Linked DNA regions of Homo sapiens: region 2 is linked to region 1. Evidence: chromatin contacts called from ENCODE Hi-C data. All regions are on one chromosome and are shown on one strand. Each heading gives the region's core, a stretch centred on a gene start or an enhancer-like site at or near the end of the contact. The rest is flanking DNA. Distances are from core to core; before and after follow the strand shown.

The links. A loop is a pair of places that touch in the nucleus more often than their neighbours do. Pooled maps may share reads with other maps.
Region 2: a map of mammary epithelial cell shows a loop between it and region 1 (6-fold over the local background). The contact joins two enhancer-like sites. A Hi-C loop is called at or near these places in 1 of 168 maps with a recorded cell type or tissue (mammary epithelial cell), 3 of 37 single-sample maps with no recorded cell type and 4 of 50 pooled maps.

Annotation. Positions count from the first base shown.
Region 1 is chr10:84,537,719-84,542,435 of GRCh38, forward strand. No RefSeq gene overlaps it. Among named protein-coding and RNA genes, the nearest start is that of CCSER2, 210 kb to the left of the region's middle. Within about 2 kb of position 2,498, at least 2 of the 41 ENCODE cell types and tissues checked have a DNase peak (open chromatin) inside an H3K27ac peak, as active enhancers do.
Region 2 is chr10:84,822,841-84,827,557 of GRCh38, forward strand. No RefSeq gene overlaps it. Among named protein-coding and RNA genes, the nearest start is that of LINC01519, 370 kb to the right of the region's middle. RefSeq lists an enhancer at 1,565-1,734. Within about 2 kb of position 2,696, at least 2 of the 41 ENCODE cell types and tissues checked have a DNase peak (open chromatin) inside an H3K27ac peak, as active enhancers do.

The DNA.
Region 1 (4,717 bases), core at 1,248-3,747:
TATTAAAATAAAAGTGAAAGGAAAACAACCATATCATAATGGAGGAATAGCTGAGGCAATAGTTTTTAACTGAGAACCTACTTGGCTCTGAGTTTCCTGGCAGCCAAGGCTAAGAAGGAAATGTGTGTTCCATTGCTTATTGCACAATAAAAAGTCGATTAATCCATCACAAGACCAGCCTTGGACTTCATTTTTAATTCAACAACAATGGCACTAAAGATGTTGTAGGTGCCCTCCTGTGGACATTCATTTACCTGGAAAAGCCAACCAAGGGTCCCGATGGAACAAGTATGCTTGTTTATATAGGGGCCCTGGCTCAGCCTTTCCCCAAGCAGTCATTCCTGGGATGAGAATGACCCATGAAGGCTTTCAGCAAATGCTATCCACTAGGTCTTTCGGGCCCAGGCACCACCCACATTTGTGGTAGTTTTGGTTCAGTTATGTTTCGAAGGCAGCGCTGAGGGCCTGGCCCCTTGGTTTGGACTTTGGGTGGTGGCAGTGACAGTGCTCTGTTGTTCCATGAGCTCCAGAGATGTACTCTAGACCTGCGCTGTCCAATAAGGCAGTCACAGGTTACATGTGGCTCCTGAGCACTTAAATTGCAGCTGGTCTGAACTGAGATGCCCTGGAAATATAAAATCCACAGCAGATTTCATATAAAAAAGGAAAAATATCTCATTAATAATTGTTATACTCATTACATCTTGAAATAAATTATTTCATGCTGGATTAATAAAAAATAAGTTATTAATTTTACTTATTTCTTTTCACATTATAAAATGGGACTTTTAAAAAATTTAAAATTGAGTATGTGGCTGGCACTGTATTTCTTTCACGTCTAGAGATAGAAGAAATACTCTAGAGAGAGTATTTCTCTCTCTTCCTGGCTCCAGAGAGGTGGACTAGGCACTCTGGTCACCACGGGTAATGCCCCAAAACCCTAAGAACCTTTTGTGTTATTATGGGAGAACAGTTGTCTTTGTCTTCTAGATGCAGGCTAGCTTAGAGTTGAAGAATTTGGCTAAAGTGTTCAGTGGCTCCAAACAACTTTGCTCTGCCAGTTGGGACACGTTCTCTGTGTCAGCAGGCCAGGGATTGGGGTGGGGGTGTTGTCAACAATGGGAAAGGAGGGGCAGGGGGAAGGCAAGTTTGTTTCTCAGAAGTAGAATGAGCCACCCCTGCACCTGAAGTGGGTGTCTCTTTTGAAAAGGATTCTTTGGTCTCCAGGTATACAGTGCTCCTTCCATCACTGGGGTCCAGGTCTGGGCCCCAGCATTTGGACTTCACTCACCAAGGCCAGCTCTGATTTGCTGATGTATCAGTTATAGTTTTCAGAAGCCAATTTGCAAATTTCCTTTCAGATCTTAAAAAGGCTGGAAAGCAGAGAGATGAGGGCATAAAGCTTTGTAAATTATCAAAATCCCAAGCACACACATCTTCAAGCGCACAGGAACCACAAGTCCCCAATCATTATTGTGGTTCTGCTTTTTCCCCTATATTATGTGTTACAATATTACGAGTCAATTTCCCAGAAGTTTTAGCTGCTTTTCTCTGGCTGCACTAATTATATCAATAACAAACTCACAATCACATCAAATGACTGTCAACATATCCCAGTGCGCCATGCTCCATGAAATGACTAAATAAAGCAAAATTCCTTTATGGATTCCTTGGAGTATAACTGATCACAAGTTTGAGAATCTTGGGCTAAATCCAAAAGATGGCATCAAGCTCCCAGGCAGCTGGCCAAAATGTGAAGGCAATCTGCCTGGATGAACTTCTTCAAAATTTCCAGTTTACTCTTAGCACATCTAAGGTCACTGTATGAGTCCGTTTTCATGCTGCTGATAAAGAGATACCTGAGACTGGGCAATTTACAAAAGAAAGAGATTTAATGGATTTACAGTTCCACATGGCTGGGGAGGCCTCACAATCATGGCAGGAGGTGAAAGGCAGGTCTCACATGGTGGCAGACAAGAGAAGAGAGCTTGTGCAGGGAGACTCTGTTTTTCAAACCATCAGATCTCACGAGACTTATTCACTATCACAAGAACAGCACGGGAAAGACCTGCCCCCATGATTCAGTTACCTCCCACCAGGTCTCTCCCACAATAACTGAGAATTCAGGATGAAATTTGGGTGGTGACATGGCCAAACCACATCAGTCACACTCCAATTCTTGAATGAAACTGGGTAGGACCAGTGCCCACCCAAATGATCAGAAGGGAGTGTGTGCCTCCCACACAGTAACTCCCCATTAAATGTGAGTTCTCACGTCAGAGGTGCATAGGGCTGGGGAGCCAGAAGTATGTGAGGTCTCTTTCTGGGCTTAAAGCAGGGAAGGAACCCAGAAGCCCCCTGCTGAGCAGAGGACTCACTGTGGGGTTTGCCCTTTGGTAAGTCTGAATTTTGGTGGTCGAATTCAAAAGCCTCCTGTAGCGTGCAAAGGACACAGCTTCAGAGCCTTCCAGGGTGGCTAGCTCATGGTGGTCACGCCCCACCTCCTGTGGAATGAATGGATTCCACAGGGCTTAGTTGTCTGTTACTGTCTTGTTTCCTGTTACCCTGGGCTATGTCTCTTAGGCTGCCTCCAAATCTTCAGGGCAGCCTTGGAGGAGCCTCACACCGGACTCAGGCTAGAGCTCCCAAGGGAGAGCAAAGCCGTGGGGTGACTAGGTGCTCAGTGAGTCCCCAGGGGAAAGGGAAACTTGGGGAACAGGATGCAGGGCTGTGCTACCTGGCAGCCCTCCTTTCAAAGGGGATGCATCTCTGGCCATCATAAAAGATTCAGTTCTGTCAAGGGCCTTCCAACATGCAGAGCGTGAATGAGGCCTGTCAAGGGGCTCCCGGGGCCTCCCTCCCTTCGCCTCCTTCCTCCAGATGATGTTTCTTTCCCTGGGGTCTTGGCAGCTGGTCCTGAGCTCCCGGCGGCCCATTTCCCGGACCTGCGTTCCCAGGCATGGCCACACGAGTGCGCCCGGCTCCCGCTCCGGATCCGCCTCACCGGGGCTGAGTCAGGCTAGCTAACGGGCCGCGGGATCCCAGGGCCGGGTCCCCCGACCCTGCCTGATCATCTGAGGGGCAACTTCGCTGCGCTTGGAAATCCTCTTGACGACTTTGTCTGCCAGGACGCCCCAGCGGGGCCAGCTGAGCGTCCTGGCCTGCGGCTACAGCCTATGGTGAGGGGTGGAAACGGCGCCCTCCTCCAGTGCTGCAGAAGTGATGAAGATTCCCGCGACCTGGAGGCACCAAGTCCTTCTCAAGCGCAGGGGAGAGGGAGGGCGCGGTGCGGGGGGGTCCTGGGGGGCTCCCTCGGAATGAGGGATGGGTCTCCCGACGGCGCCCCCAGCCAGGGCCAGAAGCGTGGGCGCGCCGCGTTCCCGGTGCTTCCGTGCAACACGTTTCTGTCTCTCCCGTTTTCCAGAGGGAAAATTTGCCGTGGGAAGCAAGGATTCCCGAGCCTCGGTCCTGTCCACGCGGTGCAGGGCACCTGTCCAAGGTGGGCCTGGCCTGGCCCTGCCCAGATTCAGCCAGGTGACCGGGGCTGCAGGCAGATCCAGATGACAACGAAGTGCTCTCCCCTCCATTCTCCAGGCCTCTCCTGCGGGGACCCAGCTGGAAGGCCTATGGGCTCCCACCCCTCAGGGCAAAGGCTGGACTTAAGGGCCAGGCTTTCCAGGTGTCATTTCCTCTCCGAACCTCTGGGTGTCACTCACCTCGAATTTCCTGTCTTTAGTTGGGCATTGGCCGACAGAGCGCGGAATCTCTGCTGCCCTGCTCAGGCAGAAGGGCTTGGCCTCCTTCCCACAGGCCATGGTCCCCAAACACCACTCAGCACCCCCAGGCAGGCTGCACATCTGGATGGGCATAGGGGGAATAGGATCCCACACTCACCCTCACCATGGCCTCAGGCTGTGCAGAGCATGCTTCCAGGTCCTTGACTTTGGGTTTGGGCAGATGACTTTGGCCAATGGAATATTAGCAGTCATAGGGTTAGCAGAGGCTTTCAATGTGCTTGAGAGATTGGCTTTGCATCCCCGCACTTCACTGATTGAACCTAAATGAGAAGCGTTTCCTCCTGGTAGCTGCTGCCCTTTCATCCTGGATCCCATAATAAGCACACATAGAGCAGGCCTGAGCCCAACCTGCAGTGGGAAGCCGAGCCCTGCAGTCCCACTGCCCGAAGCAGAGCCGACCTGCTGAGCCCAGCCTTGACAAGCATCCAGTTGTCTTCAGTGGGCCACACTTACAAGCATGGGAATTAGTGCTTATTGTCATATGCCACTGAGAGCTTGTGGAGGTTGTCCAGCAAAGCTGACTGACCAATGTCCTTTTCTCAGTCAGGCCTGAATGACTCATAGCCCAATTCCATGATACAAATGATATCATTGAGACAATGATATTTTGAAAATTGTGCAAGCCACAGAGCTGTCTTCCTAAGAGCTTGTATGGTGTGTATGGTGTATATGCTTGTGTGTGTGTGTGTGTGTGTGTGTGTGTGTGTGTGTGGTGTATGTGTGTAGGCAGGGGAGGACACTATCTTCAGTCAGAGTTCAGGCAAATGCCCTGCACCACCAGTACAAGGTGAGGGGCCAGGCTGCTACCCAGCATCACCCCGGGATGGAATTCCGCAAAGACTTGATAGAGGGGCCCAACTTGATACAACAGTGTTCTTATTAATTGTCTCCAAATCTTGTAGCCTCCACTTATGGAACAA
Region 2 (4,717 bases), core at 1,446-3,945, 290 kb after region 1:
GGGCTCTCAAGCCCTGGTTTCTTTCCTAAGTGACCTATGTCTTAGGTCATTGACATTTTATGATACCAAATGCAGAAGGAAGGCACTAGGGCCCTCTGACTGAACAGGCACTGTGGCCAACATGCAAGATGGGCAGACCTGACTGAGATTTACTATGCCCAGGCCCAGGAGGGTCCAGTGGAAACTTTGACAGCTTAATTATGTTCTTACTCAGTCACCCACAGCTAATGCATCATCCTGGCAAAGCAGGTGTCTTCCATAAGGAGCACAACGGGGCAGATTGTTATCATAAGAGCTTGCCAAGGTCTGCTCTAAATTGTCCCTGAACCAGTGATAATAAACCAAATTGCTACAAATAGACACCAATTTGCAGAAATGTGAGCAGTCCAAGGGAAGCCTTTGACTTGGGGAGCAGAGGCGAATGTGTGATAACTATCAGATTTGCAGAGAAGGAACTTAAATTTATCTTGTGGGAGAGCAGTGGAGTCAACTGTGAAATATAGTGAATTGCTCCATTCTTTGAATTCCTAAGAGTTTACATTCAACCTCCTCAAACCATAGTTTGTAGTTTTGACAATATGCTCCAATGGATTGGATAGGTTTGCAGTCTTCAGACACTGGGCCACTTAAGAGACTAAACATTGGAGTTCTTGGATGAATAAGACTGAAGTATAAGAAGCAGAGAGAAATTTTGATCCTGTTTTGCAACAGGGATGTGTGGTGGAGACTGAAACTACAGATCCCCTTGGAAAGAAAGGATTTGGATGGGGCCAGTGTCGTTTAGTCTTGCTCAGTTTAGTCTAACATTTATTGAGTATTCAGCACTGGGGCTGGTAGGCAGTAAAACTCTGCTTTACCTGTCCAGATGCTAAGAGTTTAGTAGCTAGATGTGGAGGGAACACTCTGTTGGTGGCAGTAAATAATCCATCAAGGCATAATTACCTTGCTAGGGATAAGTCTCTGGGTGGAGGTCTTTGAAGGGTCAAGAAGAGAAGAGAGGAGAAAGTAAATGTCCTCCCCTTTTTCTTCCTTTTCTCATCTTTTCCTCTTCAGTTCTTATACTTTTTTCTTTCTTTTTTAAAACTAAAGCTATTTTTTAAAAGTATTTTATAAAATTTAGAAAAAAGAAAGAGGAGAAATTTTACTCATAATCTTACTATACAAAGACAAGCAATAATAACATTTGAGCCATTTTTTCAGTTTTTTGCTCTGCCTACTTTTTCCTAATTATGATTTCTTTTCTTTCTTTTTTTTTTTTTTGAGACAGAGTCTTGCTGTGTCGCCCAGGCTAGAGTGCAGTGGCGTGATCTTGGCTCACTGCAACCTCTGCCTCCCGGTTTCAAGCAGTTCTCCTGCCTCAGCCTCCTGAGTAGCTGAGACTACAGGCTCATGCCACCACACTGGGCTATTTTTTTTTGTATTTTTAGTAGAGACAGGGTTTCACCATGTTAGCCAGGCTGGTCTCGATCTCCTGATCTCGTGATCCACCTGCCTTGGTCTCCCAAAGTGTTGGGATTACAGGCGTGAGCGACCGTGCCGGCTCTAATTATGATTTTTTTACCTGTGTTTTATTTCACATTATGTGTTATTATGAATTCTTTATGAACAACTTTAATGGCTACATAATAGTCCAGCAGATGGGAATAATATCAATTACTTAGTAATTCTCTTATTGTTGAACATTTAGGGATTTTCAACATTCATTTTCATAAATAAATAAGAGTAAAATAAATATCTCTGCAAATAAATACTTCGCTGTATTTAAAAATATTTCCTGAAGATGGAGTGCTAAAAGTACAAATACTATGTTTAAGTATGTAAATATACTTACTACTCTTTCTTTTCTTTCCCTTTTCTCTCTTTCCTTCCTTCCTTTCTCTTTCCTCCCTTCCTTTCTCCTCCCCTCCTGCTTCCTTCCTTTCTCTTTCTTTCTTTCTCTTTCTCTCTCTTTCTTCCCTCCCTCCCTCCCTCCTTCCTTCCTTTCTTTCTTCCTCTCTTTTCTTTCTTTCCTCCCTTCTTTCTCTTCTTCTCAATAAAAATTCTATATATTTAAGGTGTACAACATGATGTTTGATATGACATATATCATATATACATACTGAACATACATATATATATATACAGTACATATGCATAGTGAAGTGATCACTACATTCAAGCTAATTAATATATCTATTTTCTTCCATGATTACCTTGTGTGTGTCTCTGTGTGTGTGTGTGTGTTTGTGTGTGTGTAGTGATAGCACCTGACATCTACTCTTGTAGCAAATTTCCAGTATACAATATTGCATTATTAACTATATTCCTCGTGGTGTACATCAGATCTCTAGACTTACTCATCTTACATAATCACAACTTTGTTGTCTTTCACTGAGTATTCTTGATATAACAAGAGGACAGTATATGTGTGTGTGTGTGTGTGTGTGTGTATTTAACCAAGTTGTTTTCTGAAAGGGTCATATACATTTATACACCCAAACCTATTTTCTTAAATTTTGTATTTTACATTAAATAATCAACACCACCACAATCACAACAACAAGCTTTACTAATTTTGTGAAATCTGATTTTTATGTTGGCAAATGAATAAAACATTCTTCAAGTACATTCTGAGGTCAAAATACACTTTGGGAATGGAATGTGTCTGTGAGTCACCAGCTTACAGAAGCAGCCTTGTCTGGCAGGGAGCTGGTGCTGCAGCAGGGGCCCTCGCCTGTCACCCACAGAAGTATGGGATCTGATGGTCAGAAACAGAGCTTGGTGCCCATAAGAACAGACACAAGGTGAACAGATGTCATCTACATTAACTCCCAGCCTGCCAGAGCCTTACACATGATACCAGCTTAAAGAACACAGAAATTATCCTTAGTTGCACAGTCAGATAATCACATAGATATAAAGCTTACAAAGTAAAAGCCAGAGTAGCAACATTGGATACCTTAAGTTCTGGGACCCCAAAGAGGTCAGGCCAAGGAAAGGATCAATACATAACATATTTATATTTACATATATATTCATAATATATTAATTTTTAGTTTTATTATAATTACAGATATCTACATATATATGTTAGCTTTCATATCTTATATATTAATACATGGTTAAATTATAATTATGTTATTGTGGGTTTTATATATAATATGTATAATATTATATATACATAATATGTATAATATTATATATACATAATATGTATATATTTAGAGAGAGAAATATAGGGTGCCTTTGTTTTTCCTTTTCTTTACCTGGCAGGCACACCTGAGGCTTCCCATTTTTTTCTATTACATTGTTTGTCAGGACTGTTCCCAATACTCAGTATCTGAGAAAGCATTGAAGAGTGTCTAGAAACCTCATCTGAGTCTAGCCATCACCAACACAATAACAACAAAAATTAAAGCTCACGTTTATTGCTTACCATATGCCATATACTGTGCTGAGTGTTTACATCCATTTCCCACTTGATTGTCCCAGCAATTCAGTGGGATTAGTATTTTCCCTAGTTCACAGATGAGGTGACTGGGAACTGGAGAAGTTAAATGACTTACTCAAGTTCACACAGTGAGTAAACAGGGGAGCTGTGGAGGTGAGGGACATTCTCAGTGTGAGGCAATGATGGAATCATTTCATGGTTCCACTCCTAGGTCTCTGTGCTTTGGAAATTAGAAGATCTTGCCAAGCAAGATGAGCTGTGCCGATTTCATGGGGCCTGATTCCTGAGTGGCCTTGTACCTGCAATGCTGCTCTTTCCTCCAATACAGTCAGTCAATGCCCACGTAGGGTTGGTTTGGTGCACAGTTAAGGCTTGCAGAAAAAGGAAATAACTTGTTTTACAATGAACCCAGAAATGAAATATCATCATAGAGAAGGTAGGTCAGTGGAATCGCTCCTAAACATTTTTTTAAAAAATAAGTAACAATAAAGTTTTAACATTCTTGCACTTTAAAAATGAAAACTTACAGTGACAAAGTCATAAGATAAGAATGCTCTTCAGGTTTAGCAGAGTGGCTCTCTGGTGTCTGTCTGGCTCTCACAGCCGGTGGCAAACTGTAAATACTAACAGATGCACCACAGTGAGCTGAGAGATCCCTGAATGCCTGTGGTGGGGAAGGTTGCACATAATGCAGGGGCTCTCTAAAAAGAGCCGCTGAGCCTGGTGTCTGTGCTGTCAAAGAAAGGGATGGGGGGAGGGACCCACACAAAGTATTTGCCAACCTTGTTACATGGGCTTTTCAGACTTCAAACCCAGAGGCTGTGCTTCTGAATGTTGCAAGCCCCATTTTTCTTAAATTTAATTTCAGATATTTAGATTTCATAAGACTTACATTTTATATCAGGAATCCAGCTCCATCAATACTTTCAAATGCATTCTCATCAGGAAATATGAATGTTTAGTTCAAAAAATTAATCCAGTCAATCACAGTATCAGATGGGAAATAAAATATGCAGTTAAGCTAGAAAGCAATGATAACATATCATGATCAAAACTGTAGTAGATTTCTAAGGCTATACTTTGAGGAAATTTTATAGCCTCCAACATCTAGATTATTTTAAAAGTGAAGCTAACAATAAACTTATTATGCATCTAACATTCAAAGAAGAACAACAAGATAAATCAAGGTAAAATGGGAGGAAGCATTAAGATGTTAGCAAAAATGAATGAAAGAGAAAACAAATAGGAGTTGCATGAAGCACAGTTTACAAAGGAGGAACAAAGTCT